Regions from separate parts of the Homo sapiens genome. Here region 1 is linked to region 2. A link is a contact called in ENCODE Hi-C or POLR2A ChIA-PET data. All regions are on one chromosome and are shown on one strand. Each heading gives the region's core, a stretch centred on a gene start or an enhancer-like site at or near the end of the contact. The rest is flanking DNA. Distances are from core to core; before and after follow the strand shown. Region 1 overlaps PDE8A (phosphodiesterase 8A). Region 2 overlaps PDE8A (phosphodiesterase 8A).

Region 1 (2,946 bases), core at 145-2,644, 94 kb before region 2:
TTGTGGTGGGAAGGCCAGGGAGGTAGGAGAACAGAGAGTGGGACAAGAGGGTTGGACTTTGTTTGGAGACGTGGTTTATGACTCCATGGTGGTCTATACAGAACTGGGGAGGTGGGATTGGAGAGAGGGTAAAAGAGTGAATGTCTTGAGAAGGTCAGAGAATTATTGGAGGAGGAATTAGGTTCAAGATTGCTAGCAGCATAGGAATATTAGAGAGTAGAATATTGGAGTTTAGCATTTTCATCATGGGACAGTTCTGGCTGATGAGGGGCTGGAGTGGAGCAGGGTAAGGTGAAGATCACTGGGTTGTGAGAAAACTTGAAATTGGTGGATGGGTTATTTATGTGGACATTGACACCACCAGGTTGATGGGAGGACATTGGTGGAGGGGGGATGACAGTGTTCCAAGTGTTCAGGGAAGGAGGGAGAGTTGAGCAGGAATGAAGTATTGAGGCCAGATGGCATGAACACACTTAAAAGATGGCATTTTGGTTGCCAAGGGATCAGGGATGGTTTGGACCTGGAGGTTTGGTGGAACTGGCTGTCCACAGCCTCCAAAGATGTCTTGATGCTACGAAGAGTGGAATTTGCTCAGATTTCCAAAAAAAAGTTGGTCATTGGGCCTTTGCTTGTATTTCTTCTTCCTGTAGCTCCCTTGCCTACCTTCTCTACCTGGCTAACTCCTGCTGGCCCTTTAAGACTGAGCTCTGAGATCACCTCTTCCGGGAAATCTTTCTTGAACCCTCTGATCCGTCTATCTGTCCCTATGTTCCTTATGCTTATCTCTAACTTAGCAGGTATCATACCATATCATCGTCTGCTGTCCTTCCCTCCCCTAGACCATAACTTCCTTGATGAAAGCAGGGACTGTATCTTTGCATCCCTGGCACAGTACCTGGCATATATTTGGTTGAACTATATGAAATTGCCATTTAAGAAGTGAATTTGGTCTAGTTTGTAATTTCTCTCCTTAATAGGTGACTTTCTTTTGTCAGCTCATCTTGAATCTTTTTCTGAAGTTACAAGCCCCTTTCTTAGTTTGGCCTTAGCCAAGTTCCATGCAGGTTGTTTCTCTTTTAGTGACCAACTAATTTCTATGTGGGCCAGTCAGTCTTTCATCTTGCTTAGGCTTTTTTTTTTTCTTTTCACCCTCTATTACTCCTACTGCGTAGGCTTTTTGTTACATTAACTTCCCTTTTGCTTTTCTCTACCCTCAGCAGAGGGGGTCAAAAGAAACTTCTTTGTTCTTAGTCTTCCTTAGCTGCCCAAAATTTCCCAGTAGTTTGCCCATGCATTTCATTCCCCTATTGACTCTTACTGAGTGACCTATGTGCCAGGCAAAAATTCGGACTTGTTCATTCTAGTTTCTCTGCTTCTAGTGTGTCTCATGCTGGTGTTTGTTGGCTCAGATGTGTTAATGGGGCTGCCGCTGCTGTTGTGGTTGTTAGTCATTCTTTTGAACAGCGGCTTTAGCTTACCAATGCTCCAGATACAGTTTTTCAGAAACTCAATGATCTGTGTGCATTACACATTAAAAAGTGCATTGAACAACAGCATATCCAGATTAAAAACAAACAAATTAGATTTATCTGGTGTTTTTCCATTATGGGTTGGAGCAAACATGCTGTGTATAAATCAGATAAACCTTTTCTTTCACTGTTTCAGACTGAGAATTGTTTGTTCTTGCTTTTGTGGTCACCAAGAATGTAATATAACTATGCTCTTCACATCCTAAGGCCACCATAAGTCCTGGATCAGACCTGTTTTTTTGAAGTCACCTGAATTTTGACTTGAGGCTCCCCCAACCCTTACTCCCACTACCCCTTTGAACTGGATCACTTTGCTTTTAAGGGGCACTCCCTTGAAGCCAGTTCCCTGAAGTGACCTACTTTCTTGAGGTGCTTGAAGAGCTTCCCTTTCATTTGGGAGGCTTCCTCAGTGCCCCCATTCCCAGGCGTTTTTTCCTGGGAGTCCTGTCCTATTCATGAATTTCCTGTTTTTTCCAGGGGGGTGGGTAGGGGGTGTGGGGGCAGGCAGTACTATGTTATTATCGTAACTAGTGACATTTAAAGAAAGAAACCCAAAGCCCAGTTAACCAATTACACTTAAATTCTCTGGGCCCAGGCCTGCTGGATGCTCTCCATCTACCAGAAATGCTTCTTATCATCCCCCCTCTTTTTTAGACTGCTAATCCTTAACAGATTAATCTGAGTTTATATTTAGATGAAAGTTATTCATTAATAGAAAAACCTGAAACTGTAGTGAGGGCTGACAGTGTTGAAGTGGATAGAGGTACATAGGCCACCTTTAGACCAAAAAGTCTTTGTAAGGCACTGGAGTCTTTAAGTGTCTGCTTTGGCACAAGGACATCAGGTTATCCTTAGGAAGCCAGGAACACCTTGAGACTCGGGCCAGAACAATGTGGCCCACCTTTGAGCTTCAGGTTTGGTCCCAGTGAGTCTCACGCCTTTTTGATGCTGACCATATATATGGGGCAAAACACTCTGTAATCTGCTTTACCCCACTACACCCATCCCATCCATCCCTAGTTGCAAAAATTTCAACTTGTATGAATATGCACAGATTCAATAGTGGAAACTCAGCACTGTTGAGTGCCAGGCTTCAAATATGGAATTAGTGACCTCTGAACCCGTGTTTGTCAAACTGCCTGCTAATGGGTCATGACATCAGTTTAGCAGATTATGCCTAGCACTATTGTTCCAGTTAAATTGCTGTGAAACAAACCACCCCAAACTTAGTGACATTAAACAGTAACCGTTTATTATGCTCATGGATTCTGTGGCTCAGGAATTGGACAGGGTACAATGGGAGGTGGCTTGTCTTTGTTCCATGATGGCTGGGGGTTGGGATCATTTGGAGGCTCTTTTACTCCACATCTGATGTCTGGGCTGGGGTGCCTTGAAGGCTAGTGGAATCAGCTGGGAC
Region 2 (3,376 bases), core at 241-2,740:
CTGGAAGGACAGAATGAGCAAACTCCCCCCAACAAATCGGGAGCCCCAACGAGGCTGAGGTCAGAGCTGCTGTGGGCAGCCAGCTCTCACCCGTGCATCATGGTCCCCTGAGGGCAAGAAGTGGAACCAGAGTTGGTTGGCCCCACCAGAGAGAGGCCAGCACAGCCCAAGCAATCTCCACTTTGCTGCCCTGCACTCTCTGAAATTTGGCTTGGAACCTATTCAGGCCTTAAACACTTGGCCTGTTTGTTTGCTTTGTTCTAATATTGTGGGGTTTTTTCTGTCTATAGGCCTTTGATTTATCTTGGTCTCAAAATGTTTGCTCGCTTTGGAATCTGTGAATTCTTACACTGCTCCGAGTCAACGCTAAGATCATGGTTACAAATTATCGAAGCCAATTATCATTCCTCCAATCCCTACCACAATTCTACACATTCTGCTGATGTGCTTCATGCCACTGCCTATTTTCTCTCCAAGGAGAGGATAAAGGTGAGCTGTTGTTTACCTGCCACATTTAATGGGCAGGAGCAGTGGGGAGAGTCTAGTGCTTCTGCCTCCACTAAGATACATAGCATGACTGCTCACGTGTGCAGCCTGGCACAGGAAGGGCAAGGTCATACGAGGAATCAGGCAGGAGGCCACATTAGCTTTGGGAAATTGATGTGTTAATTCATGACATAATCCCAGCTATTCCATGAGGGTACAAGAGGCAGAATTTGGTCCCGGAGGAGAAACCTAACAAGGACAGGATAGGGCTATTCTTCTGGGGGTCTCACTCCAAGCCTGTACACTAGTAGAGCCAAGTAACTGTTGGATATCCCCACTTTAGGGCCTCCATCTGTACATGAAAGTCTGCAGGGCTCTAAGGTCAGGTTCATCATCTCTGTTCCCAGCACTGCTCCCACCCAGGGTTATCTACCTAATCCAGGGTTCCATTATCCAACCGGATACCCAGATTAGAAACCGAGAGTCATCCTTGGTTCTTTCCACTCCTCAACCCCCCACATCTGGTTGATCATCTGACCTTGCCTCCTGTCACACCTAAATGTTCTCAGATTCATCTCCTGCTGCTGTCCCAGTGAGGCCCCCCGCAATCCTTTCGCATCTGGGCAGTTCCAAACTAGAATTCTTGCCTGCCCTGCCTCCCATGGAATGCCCTTACCCTACTGCCAATGTGATCTTTCTGAAACAGCATACCTGATATTGTCATTCCCAGGAGCAGCTTCCCACCTCCCTCAGGATTTAAACTTTAAACTCTACAGCTCTCCACACTCACCTCAACAATGAGCTCCTCTCATCATTTCTTCTCCTTTGTCCCAGTCACAGGCCACTTTTGGGCCATGCCAAACCACTTTAGTTTCTGAAGCTTCTGCCCTTGACCTGTTGCTCCCTTGACTGGGGCCTAAGATGACTGCAGTCATGCAGGGCCAGGGCAAGTGGCTCCTGGCTGCATTTCCTCCTCTGTATCACGGGACTAGCATTTGGCAGAGAGCAAAGCAGAAGATGACATCTGGCACACACAGGGAGTGAACAAGTGTTCATTCCTCACCTTGAAGGGTAAACCTTCTCAGAACTTTCCGTGCTCCCTCTGGTTCTTATTTCTGTTTTTGTTTTTTGTTTTTTTCCAGAAAAAATCAAATCAGACTGTAGGTAAAATAGGGTGTCCAGAGAAGGGGACTGTTTTCTAAATTATGAAAACAAGTAACAACAGAGGGACATCTGTGTCAATATGGCTCAGCATATAAAGAACCCAATTTTTGCTGTATTGCTTTTAAACTACTCTATAGACAACATACAAATATATATTTAGAGAGCTAACTGAAAACAGTTTATTAGAGCATTTATTGAAATGTCATGGTGGCTCACACCTGTAATCCCAGTACTTTGGGATACCAAGGCAGATGGATCAGGAATTCGAGACCAGCCTAGCCAACATGGTGAAACACCATCTCTACTAAAAATAGAAAAATTAGCTGGGCATGGTGGTGCAGGCCTATAATCCAGCTACTTGAGAGGCTGAGGCAGGAGAATCACTTGAACCCAGGAGGTGGAGGTTGCAGTGAGCCAAGATCATGCTATTGCATTGCAGCCTGGGTGACAGAGCAAGACTCTCGTCTCAAAAAAAAAAAAACATTTATTGAAATGTAATTCACATACCATACTATTTGCGCACTTAAAATTTAAATTATTGAATTTTAATTTAAATCAATTTAAATAAATTTGCAAGGCTGATTTATTAGCTATACATCTCAAGAGTCTGTAGGGTATTTCCAAAAATGATCTTATACTGGGACATAATGTGTTGAACTTCTAAACTTCATAGGCTATATTTTCTAACCACAACACAACAAAATAGAATAACTAATGGTTAAATTTAAAATATCAGCTACAACAAATGAGAAAATATTCTGAATAATTTGGGAATCAACAAAGAAATAAAACCAAAAATGACATTAGTTAGAAAATAACAAAAATGAGAAGCTTATCTGTCAAAACCTATAGAATGAAGCCAATTATATAGTTAAAGGTTTATGTTTTAAATGCCTTAATTACTTTTAAAAGGGAAGAAAAAAAACATGGGAAAAGCAAAATGATAATCCAGTGTGGCTCTTGGAAATAACCAAGAAAATAGGTGAAGTTCTAGCCAAACTAGTTAAGATATAAAGACACAAAAATATACAAATTTACAGCAGAAAATAGAAGTACTGCACACATATGTACTAAATCAAAAGCTTTAAAATAGTTTTAATGGAATGTTTTAAATTAAATTGATGTAAGAAGTAAAAAAACAAAAAAAAAAAACAAAAGAGGCCAATAACATGGAAGTAATTTTAGTAATTTTTAAATTATTATTTAATTTCTTCAAAAGTTGGCTCCTGACCCAGATGGACAGGTGAATTCTTTAGCCCTTTAAGGAATTTTTCCATGTTACATAAAACTTTTCAGAGTCTTGAAAAAGATGGAAAACTTCCAGATCATTTTGTCAAACTCACAAAACTCTGACATCAACCTGACAAAGATAGCACTAAAAGGGGGAAGAAAACTAAATCAATTCCCAGTTAATGTAAGTGGTGCCTATTTTAAATTTTATTTAAAATTGTTTCTCTCCTTTATTAATATTAGTTTATGCTGGTCTAAGTCAATATCTCAGACTAAGGACTTTTTTGGTGATGGGTCTAGAGAAAGACTGGCTGAGGAGGTGACTCCTATCTGTTGAGAACACCTGTATTTTGGTAAGTCCTTAACTTGTGTGAGACTAACAAATATGCAGAAATATAACTGTTTCAGGGTGGAGATAGGAAAACTAGATTTGCTCACGTAGTATGCTTTTCTTAGAAATCTGAAATATTCTTACCTGAAAGTAATAGGGGAGAAA

The links. A loop is a pair of places that touch in the nucleus more often than their neighbours do. ChIA-PET counts read pairs that join two places held with the same protein, here RNA polymerase II (POLR2A). Pooled maps may share reads with other maps.
Region 1: a pooled map shows a loop between it and region 2 (2.9-fold over the local background). The contact joins two enhancer-like sites. A Hi-C loop is called at or near these places in 2 of 50 pooled maps. POLR2A ChIA-PET finds 5 or more read pairs at or near these places in 4 of 52 experiments (A549, GM10248, activated T-cell and 1 more).

What each region holds. Positions count from the first base shown.
Region 1 is chr15:85,023,418-85,026,363 of GRCh38, forward strand. All of the region lies in intron 1 of PDE8A (phosphodiesterase 8A), which reads left to right. Among named protein-coding and RNA genes, the nearest start is that of PDE8A, 43 kb to the left of the region's middle. Within about 2 kb of position 1,395, at least 5 of the 41 ENCODE cell types and tissues checked have a DNase peak (open chromatin) inside an H3K27ac peak, as active enhancers do.
Region 2 is chr15:85,117,351-85,120,726 of GRCh38, forward strand. It overlaps PDE8A (phosphodiesterase 8A), which reads left to right. Exons shown (of 22, transcript NM_002605.3): 17 at 291-489. Among named protein-coding and RNA genes, the nearest start is that of PDE8A, 140 kb to the left of the region's middle. RefSeq lists an enhancer at 840-1,009 and a cis regulatory region at 925. Within about 2 kb of position 1,491, at least 4 of the 41 ENCODE cell types and tissues checked have a DNase peak (open chromatin) inside an H3K27ac peak, as active enhancers do.